2 separate regions of the Homo sapiens genome follow, and region 1 is linked to region 2. A link is a contact called in ENCODE Hi-C data. All regions are on one chromosome and are shown on one strand. Each heading gives the region's core, a stretch centred on a gene start or an enhancer-like site at or near the end of the contact. The rest is flanking DNA. Distances are from core to core; before and after follow the strand shown.

Evidence for each region. Hi-C counts contacts between places; a loop is a spot of excess contacts on that map. Pooled maps may share reads with other maps.
Region 1: a loop to region 2 is called in a map with no recorded cell type, with 3 times the contacts of the local background. The contact joins two enhancer-like sites. A Hi-C loop is called at or near these places in 1 of 168 maps with a recorded cell type or tissue (ectodermal cell), 1 of 37 single-sample maps with no recorded cell type and 2 of 50 pooled maps.

What each region holds. Positions count from the first base shown.
Region 1 is chr22:41,633,758-41,638,481 of GRCh38, reverse strand. XRCC6 (X-ray repair cross complementing 6) reads right to left here. Exons shown (of 13, transcript NM_001469.5): 4 at 2,231-2,369; 5 at 1,712-1,966; 6 at 691-874. Among named protein-coding and RNA genes, the nearest start is that of XRCC6, 15 kb to the right of the region's middle. Within about 2 kb of position 1,954, at least 6 of the 41 ENCODE cell types and tissues checked have a DNase peak (open chromatin) inside an H3K27ac peak, as active enhancers do.
Region 2 is chr22:41,138,088-41,143,025 of GRCh38, reverse strand. EP300 (EP300 lysine acetyltransferase) reads right to left here. Exons shown (of 31, transcript NM_001429.4): 9 at 2,769-2,886; 10 at 1,804-1,978. Among named protein-coding and RNA genes, the nearest start is that of EP300, 48 kb to the right of the region's middle. Within about 2 kb of position 2,470, at least 3 of the 41 ENCODE cell types and tissues checked have a DNase peak (open chromatin) inside an H3K27ac peak, as active enhancers do.

The DNA.
Region 1 (4,724 bases), core at 705-3,204, 500 kb before region 2:
CTTTTCTATACCTTTAGATACATTTAGATACACAAATACTTACCATTGCCTACAGTAAACAGTATGGTAATATGCTATACAGGTTTGTAGCCTAAGAGCAACAGGCTAACCACACAGCCCAGGTGTGTAGTCAAGCTGTACTCTCTGGGTGTGTGAAGTACCCTCTATGTTTGCACAATGACAAAATCGCCTAATGACGCAATTCTAAGAAGGTATCCCTATCATTAATTAACACATGACTGTACTAGTGAGTACAGCTAAGGATACTCTTAGACCATAACTGTCTACCCCCACGAAATGGAGGGCTGTGTTACTTTAGAGAAATATCATGCCAGCTCTTGCCAGAGATAAAGCAGCAAATAGCTTCTGCTATCCTGAAATAAACTATTTTAGAGGAAGACAGTGAGGCAGTGGCATAGTCGAGTTAAGTAGCCAGTCAGGTCAGAGCAATGTATTGCTTCTGGTTTGTTAAGCAATGTGTAGCAGTGCATTGCTTCTGATTTTTTTTTTTTTTTTTTTAGGTAGAGAGAGGGTCTTGCCATGTTGCCCAAGCTGGTCTCAACTCCTAGGCTCAAGCAATCCGCCTGCCTTGGCCTCCCAAACTGTTGGGATTACAGGTGTGAGCCACCGCGCCCAGCCTGCTTCTGATTTAAGGGCAGTGTAGGCAGCTGACCCGGGCTGAGTGCACACCTGCTGAGTGCTCGCTTCCTGGTCTCCTTGGCGCGAACCTTCCGCAACAGGTCTTCTAGCTTGCTGGATTCCTCAAAGTGAACCCTGAGGTCCTCATCCTCTGCTATGCTGATGATATCTCTGTAGAACAAGGATATGTCAAAGCCCCCAGGTTTCTTCAGGTGCATCAAGTCAAGGAAGATGCCTGTTGCAAGGGTAAACAAAAGTGAGGGAGGAAAAAACAATTTTCAGCAAGTGAGAAGTTCTTTCAGTTAAAACTGAAACATGCTTTTAAAAGCTCCCTGAAAACTAGACTATTAACATTTTCAGGACTTAGAAAAAGTGACTAAGGAAACCAACTGCTATAATGACTTCAGACAACTTTTCAAATAATCACCATTCGTGGTAATATTAAAGTCAAGACAACTGGCCAGGCACAGTGGCTCACATCTGTCATCCCCAGCACTTTGGGAGGGCGAGGTGGTGGATCATCTGAGGTCCAGAGTTCGAGACCAGCCTGGTCAACGTGGTGAAACCCCCATCTCTACTAAAAATACAAAAATTAGCTAGGCACAGTGGTTCATGCCTGTAATTCCAGCTATTTGGGAGGCTGAGGCAGGTGAATCGCTTGAATCTGGAAGGCGGAGGTTGCAGTGAGCCAAGATTGTGCCACTGCACTCTAGCCTGGGGGACAGAGTGAGACTCCGTCTCAAAAAAAAAAAAAAAAAAAAAAATCAAGACAATCTTGTTCTGACAGAGTCCTTTAGACAGCTAATGGCATGGCCATCTGCAGTGTTAATGTTACACAGGCATCTTCTGGCTTCACTTTATTTTTTTATTTTATTCTAAATGGTAAAAAGCACATGCCTGAAGTCAGGTACACAGAAAGCAATAAAACTGCACTGGGCACAACAGCACATGCTTATAGTCCCAGCTACTTGGGAGGCTGAGGCTGAGCCAAGACTCCTGAACTCCTAAAAAAATAAAAAATAAAAAAACAATAATTAAGTGCCAATTTAAGAGAACGGGGAAATATGCCCACCTGTATCTCGGAGATCACCGGCTTTGGTCCTGGCCCGGCTGGCTTTGGCACTGTCATTGCCATGGGGGTTGTCTTCATTGGTGAACAGCATGATCCTCTTATGACTCATCTTGAATTGGACATCACTAAAGAGGTTGGCACAGACCCACAGCACTTCACTGAGTGAGTAGTCAGATCCGTGGCCCATCATGTCTTGGAAACGTTTTTGTCCCTGCTGCCCCTTAAACTGGTCAAGCTCTAGAATTCGTTTTGCACCTGATCAGAGGCAGGGAGTCAAATGGAAAGAAAAATCAGAAGAATGTCAGTGGCTGCCTTTACCACAAGACTAACAGAAGGACCCTTTTTCACCCCAGAGCTGTTTAACCCATTTAACAAAGTCCACATCGAGCAAGGTCCCCTTATGGAGGAAAGCATACTCCTAGACAAGATGTAACTTGCTTCCTTCTCCACAGTCCTCTTTGATCAGAGTACTGATATTCTCATATATAAGGGAAAAGCTGATCTTAAAATATTACTGACCTGGATTATCCAGCTCCTGTAAGACGTAAATATTTTTAAAATTCACTGAATTTTTGTCTTTCTCGGTACCATAGAACACCACAGCCAAGAGATCTCGATCACTGCTTATGATCTTACTGATGTACACACTTTGGATACACTGAAAAAAAAAATTCAATTAATATTTACTTACCACTAAATGGAAGCTCCATAAGTGCTCAGTACCTATTAGTTGCTCAAAATATGTGCACTGAATTTGTATATGGCACTAAAATAAGGCAAGATCCCTACCTTCAGGGGTAATGAATCAGTGAAAGTAATGGGCATAAATATCAAATTTTAACAAAAACCAGAATGCAGTAAGTATACATTAGAAGTATAAGCAGTCCCTGCCATTGAAATCAGAGAATTAACAATACGTATATTCAGGCCAGGCACAGTGGCTCACATCTGTAGCAATCCCAGCACTTTGGGAGGCTGAGGTGGGAGAATCACTTGACCCTAGGAGATCGAGACCAGCCTGGGCAACATAGTGAGACTCCATCTCTACCAAACAAAAAAAAACAAAAAAATTAGCTGGGCATGGCAGCACAGGGTCCCAGTTACTTGGGAAGCAGAGGTGAAAGATCGCTTGACCCCAGGAGGTGAAGGCTGCAGTGAGCAGAGACTGCACCACTACAGTCCAGCCTGGGCAACAGAGTGAGACCTTATCTCAAGAAAAAAGGAAAAGAAGTATCAGAGGGAGGAAATTGTGCTATGGGAGTTGGGGCGAAGCAAAGCATTGGAATCAGAAAACCTGGAGTTGAGTCCTACTGATGTCACTTACTTAACTGGCTGAATTTGGACAGGTCATGTGATCTTTCAAGTACCTTGGTATCAGGAAACAGAGTTTATATACACAGTTGGCCCTCCATATCTGCTGGTTCTGCATCTATGTATTCAACCAACCTCAAATCTCAAATATTCAGGAAAAACAAAGAAATTCCCGTTTCAAAAAGCAAAACCTGAATTTGCCATGTGCCAAGTACTACATTGAAGCCATGTGAATGAAGTGATGCATAGGCATTGTATTAGGTACTATGAGTAACCTATAGATGACTTAAAGTATAGGGGAGGATGTGTGTAGGTTATATGCAAATACTATGCCATTTTATTTAAGGGACTTGGGCATCCTCGGATTTTGGAATCCACGGGGAGTCCTGCAACCAATTCCCTCAATAACAAGGGATGACTATATAAAATAATTACAATGCTTAAGTACATGTGACCTGAAAATAAGTCAATAACTACCAGTAAGCGCATCCTTGAAATAAAACTGTTTAACTACCCAGTTAAAGACATCAGTATTCCAGTAACAGGAAAGGTCTACCCCTCTATATAAACTAATGTCAGCATCTGGTACATCAGGTCTTGTAAGAGCTCATCAGTTCACCCAGGCGCGGTGGCTCATGCCTATAATCCCAGCACTTTGGGAGGCCAAGGCGAGCAGATGACGAGGTCAGGAGTTCGAGACCATTCTGACCAACATGGTGAAACCCCAACTCTACTAAAAATACAAAAATTAGTTGGATGTGGTAGCACGTGCCTGTAATCCTAGCTACTCAGGAGGTTGAGGCAGGAGAATCGCTTGAACCCAAGAGGTGGAGGTTGCAGTGGGCTGAGATTGCGCCACTGCACTCCAGCCTGGGCAACAGAGCGAGACTCCATCTCAAAAAAAAAAAAAAAAGAGAGTTCATCAGTTCTAGGGGCCTACCTAATTCTGGAGCACTAACAAAATTAAGTCTTCGGGCCAGGTACAGTGGCTCATGCCTATAATCCCAGCACTTTGGGAGGCCAACACAGGAGGATTGCTACAGAAGTTTGAAACTAGCCTGGGCAACATGGCAAAACAATGTCTCTACAAAAAACAAAAAAATTAGCTGGGCATGCACATGCTTGTAGTCCCCACTACTCAGCTACTCAGGGGTGCTGAGGCAGGAGGATCACCTGAGCACAGGAGGTCAAGGCTGCAGTGGGCAGAGATCATGCCACTGCACTCCAGCCTAGATGACAGAGCGAGACCCTGTCTCAAAAAAAAAAAAAAAAATTAAGTTTTGGAACCTGCAAAGCTGAGGAATAAACCAACCATGGTGATCCCCTCCATGTCCTGCCTGAGCTCTAGCTGGCCTTCGTCCACAGCTATTCTCTCCTTAAATGCAGAACATGTACTATAGCTAGTCACTGACAACAATCCACATGGCAAGTAGTCATTTCCATAAATATTTTAATCTACTCTGAGGAGTCTACAAACTTTTAAAAGAATCTGGTAAGGGCTCCTTTTAGGTTCTAAAAATTAAAAACAAAAACTAAAACAGAATTTTAGAAAATGTTTTCTATTGCTTATCAACTACTGAATACTTATTATCGGTTATCAAATTGTGCTCATCTATGAATGTCTCATTTCCTTCCTACCTAACACTACATTTTCTTCTGAGGTCTTTAGGCATCAAGGGTTCCATTAACTCTCTGAAATTAC
Region 2 (4,938 bases), core at 1,221-3,720:
CAGTACCATACTGTTTATACTGACATTAGAATACAATTTAATATCTCACAGACTTTAAACTTGGCTCAGAACTTCACCCAGAACTTGAGTAAATTCTACCAAAACCAAGTATCTCAGGTATGTCCACTTGTTTTTTTTTTGAGACAGAGTCTCGCTCTGTTGCCCAGGCTGGAGTGCAGAGGCACAATCTCGGCTCACTGCAAGCTCCGCCTCCCGGGTTCACACTGTTCTCCTGCCTCAGCCTCTTGAGTAGCTGGGACTACAGGTGCCCGCCACCATGCCCGGCTAATTGTTTTGTATTTTTAGTAGAGATGGGGTTTCACCGTGTTAGCCAGGATGGTCTCCATCTCCTGACGTCATGATCTACCCGCCTCGGCCTCCCAAAGTGCTGGGAGTACAGGCATGAACCACCGCACCCAGCCTGTCTACTTTTTTTAATCTTTAGTTACTACTCAAGTCCAAATCATGTACTGAAGCAGTCTCAACTCTAATCTTGACTTTTTCATTCCTGAAAATTTGTTCTAACTACTCAAAAAATCTGTGTTTTTCCTTACTATTGGGCAGCCTCCATGTATACTATTTCCTCAGCAATGTTGCTCCTCCCAACTTTTTACACATTACAAAACAGTACCTGGCACACTTCAGTTAGCAAATGAGGCTGCTAAAGGCCAGTGGTAACCAATGGTTCTCTACTTTACTACTTCAATGAATGAAAGAGATGAACTTCTCAGCCCACCTATAATCTACTGATCGTATGAGGTTTACTGCCCGCTGGCTCAGTTGGCACTTCTTAGAGGTCATTAGCATTTCCTAACTCAGTAAATGCAGGTTTTTCCTATCACAGCCTTGCTCACAGCACTTACAGCCTGTGCCATTCCTGAAAATGGTGTGCCTGCTCCATATTTCACTACTTTGATCGTACCAATAAGTCAACGATTGAGTAAGACTATTTATCATAGTCTTGGCTATCTGGTTAATTCATCAGGTCAACAATGATGCTATAATCAGAAACTGAAGCTGTCAAAATGTAATTTTAAATGATGCTTCTAGGCAGGGAGTGGTGGCTCATGCCTGTAATCCTAGTACTTTGGGATGCCAAGGTGGGCGGATCATTTGAGGCCAGGAGTTTGAGATCAGCTAGGCCAACATGGCAAAACCCTGTCTCTACGAAAAATACAAAAATTAGACAGGCGTGGTGGCATGTGCCTGTAATCCCAGCTACTCGGAAGGCTGAGGTGGGAGAATTGCTTGAACCTGGGAGGCGGAGGCTGCAGTGATCCAAGATCATGCCACCGTACTCCAGCCTGGGTGACGGAGTGAGACTCTGCCTCAAAAAAAAAGAAAAAGAAAAAAAAAAAAAGAGTTCCTAGACTTAGAATATTTTATGTCAAGTAGAAAGTGTGACAGTGTAATATGATATTATGTGTGTTACAGGGCTCCTGAACCTGGTCAGCCTACAAACATTTACTGGCTACTTACCACACAAGCCAGTCTCAGAGAAATCTGTGAACATCTGTATGTAGGCTATTGCTTTCTAGATGTCACTATTAGAGAAGTTTACACCTTGGGCTCTAAAAACAATTCCAGATTATCAAGGTATGTTAAGTACCATGCCCAGACATCTTAAATATACTTGTTCTGCTTCTGTTTTTACTAGTAGATGAGTTATTTTCTTTGCAAAGGCAAATGGTTATTTAAAAAACTCTAGAATAGTTACACAAGCTTACAGAAATTAATGACTTTAGATAGAAACTATTTTATTATCAATTTCTCTCAAACAGAAATATAACAAAAACCACTTACTAGAAGTCATTCCTGGTTGCGGCTGTCCCATGTTAGGCCCTGGATTCATGGAAACTGGAACCATGCCTGCAGCATTTGGTAGCATGTTCTGCTTCTGTAGTCTGGTCCTTCGTTTTTCTTCTAGTTCTTTCTGGATCTTATAGATTTTCTCAGCTAGAAGGTGGTAGTATTCCGCCTTTTGAATTGTTGAAGTAAAATAAGGGAGATGAGGAAAAAAGGAACTACCACCAGGTAACAGAAAAAATAAACTGAGAATAGATATTAGTTTCATTTTATATGCTGCATTAAGAACTGGTGCCAATTTAGAAAGGAAAGTTCAACTTATGTAGAGAATCTGAACTACCGTGAACAACAGTTAAGTCGCTACTTCATTATATTCTAGTGAAAAGAGAACACAGCTGGTAACAGCTCAGCACCACCCCACTCCTGTTTTTGAGAGAGACAAGGTCTCCCTCTGTCACCAGCAGCGCAATCCCGAATCACTGCAGCTTGACTTCCAAGGCTCTGGTGATTCCCCCACCTCAGCCTTTTGAGCAGCTGGGACAACAGGCACGTGCCACCATGCCTGGCTAATTTTTTGTAGAGATGGGGTTTTGCTATGTTGCCCGGGCTGGTCTCCAACTCCTAGGCTCAAGTGATCCGCCCACCTCAGACTTTCAAACTGCTGGGATTACAGGCACCGAGCCACTGCACTCGGCCAGCTCAGCCACTTTTTAGGTTGACAGGACAACCAGATAAAGTGCCACATGAGTGCACTGTATTAGGAGGAAAAACATAAGATTCTTGATGACATACACTTAAGAAACTGCTTTGGTATCCTAACTATGCTTGGGGACAATAAGACGGGATAGCTACAGCGTGTCCCCCGTCTGAAGCATATGTACTACTTGTACATGCTAAAGAGGAATAAAATAACCACAACAGGTTCAATCTTGGCTATTAATAGAAAAAAACCAGACACTCACTCGATTGTTTGCAGATTCATACATGTCCCCTTCAACTTTCCGAGCATATGCAACTAGGTTTTCCATCCGTCTGTCTTTTAAAGCAGCAGGATCCGGCGTAGGAAATATGGCTTGGACGCTGGAAAAAGAAAATCCTACCACTGTAATATCATGTCAGCATTTAATTAGTATTTTTCTGATTTTTATACACTGAACACATAGAGGAAAAGAAAAAATAATGGCAAGGTGATATATATTACTTACTGAAATGAAATTATCTTTTTGTGATAAACAAAAGAATTTTTGTCTATATTTCCGTTCACAATATAAGAAATGACTCTATAAAAAATACTCTTTGGTCCCTGTTACTCTAGACATAAAGCAAAATATTACTTTGGGTTACATACTAAAGACAGTGAGGAAAACAGGCCTTGTCATAGTATCAAGTAGCCTTCAGAGTTCCATCTGCTCTTCTAAATTTATTATTTAGCTTACTGAAATAAAATTCAGTAACCACTCTAAAATGTTAAAACATCAAAAACTTGAACTGTTCTGACAAAGGCTTATAAAAAACAAACAAAAAACCAAAAACCTGAAGTGGACAGACCAGAAATGCGTAATGATTCTGTTAGATTCAGTTTTTCACTTTCATGCAATTCCCTAACAAAATGTTTTGCACTAGTATCTCTTATGACTGACAAATGTGATCTTTAGGCACTAATTTTATTTGGACATCCCGTACTCAGTTGCATAGGACTTGAAGGAACCAGATCAAGAAGATATAAATGGAAGTCCAGAATAATACCAAGTTGGTAGAAAACTCGAGCATATATAATAAACTTTTAACGTAAAGTCAAATGATCAACCCCAAATAATCATCTCTGTCCATTAAATAAAAGTTCCTGAATAGTCTGTCACAAAATAAGAGATCGGTTATTCTTTATTAAAGGAATAATTTCATTAAACTTGTGAAGTTCTTTCCTTGTCAAATTCCGTTACTTAGTGCTACCACTGAAGAATTCCTGGCTGGACACAGTGGCTCAACGCCTATAATCCCAGCCCTTTGGGAGGCCAAGGCAGGTGGATCACCTGAGGTCAGGAGTTCGAGACCAGCCTGGCCAACACGGCGAAACCCCATCTCTACTAAAAATACAAATATCAGCCAGGTGTGGTGGCAAACACCTGTAACCCCAGCTACTTGGGAGGATGAGACAGGAGAAACGCTTGAACCCAGGAGACGGGAGGTTGCAGTAGCCAGCCGAGATCACGACACTGCACTCCAGCCTGGGCGACAGAGAAAGACTCAGTCTCAAAAACAAAAACAAAAACAAACAAACAAAGAATCCTAAATGATTAGCAAGCATGGGTTCGTGGGAGGAAAAAAAAATTCCTAAATGAAACGTATATAATTGGTAGTTTGACATAACATAAAAATAAATTAAGACAAAATGATAAATAGTTCCTCAGTCAATTAAAAAATATGGATACAGTAAAGACGACCCTGCTATTAACTGAAAGTGAAATGAAAAGACTTCTCCAAGAAAAAATACTGCATGGTGTTTGAAGGGTAAACTCTGTAATTGGCAAGGTCCAAGCTCTACCTTTTTATGATGCTGAGCACATTTCATTACCTTGCTCTATATGCCTCCCCCTCCTTCATCTGACAAAAACTCTTTAGATTAAGATGGAGTTCGTAAGGGGAGAGTGCCTGAAATATATCAACTTCTCAAAAATAAACTGCCATGTGCACATCTGGAGGACGAGAAGACCAGAGAGTCCACCCTACCAGATTTTTACATAATAAAAGCTCTACCAGGACAGGCGTGGTGGCTCACACCTGTAATCCTAGCACTTTGGGAAGCTGAGGCAGGCGGATCACTTGATGTCAGGAATTTGAAGTCAGCGTGACCAACACAGTGAAACCCCGTCTCTACTAAAAATACAAAAATTAGCCAGGTGAGGTGGCACGTGCCTGTAGTCCCAGCTACCTGGGCGGCTGAGACAGGAGAATCACTGGCACCTGGGAGGCGAAGTCTGCAGTGAACCAAGATCGTGCCACTGCACTCCAGCCTGGGCAACAGAGTGAGACTCCATCTCAAACAAACAAAAAACCCCTGCTCTACCAGGAGTAACAGAAAAGGATGTTATCAATGCAATATTTTAATGAGCTGAGGCCTAGTTTTTCTTAGAT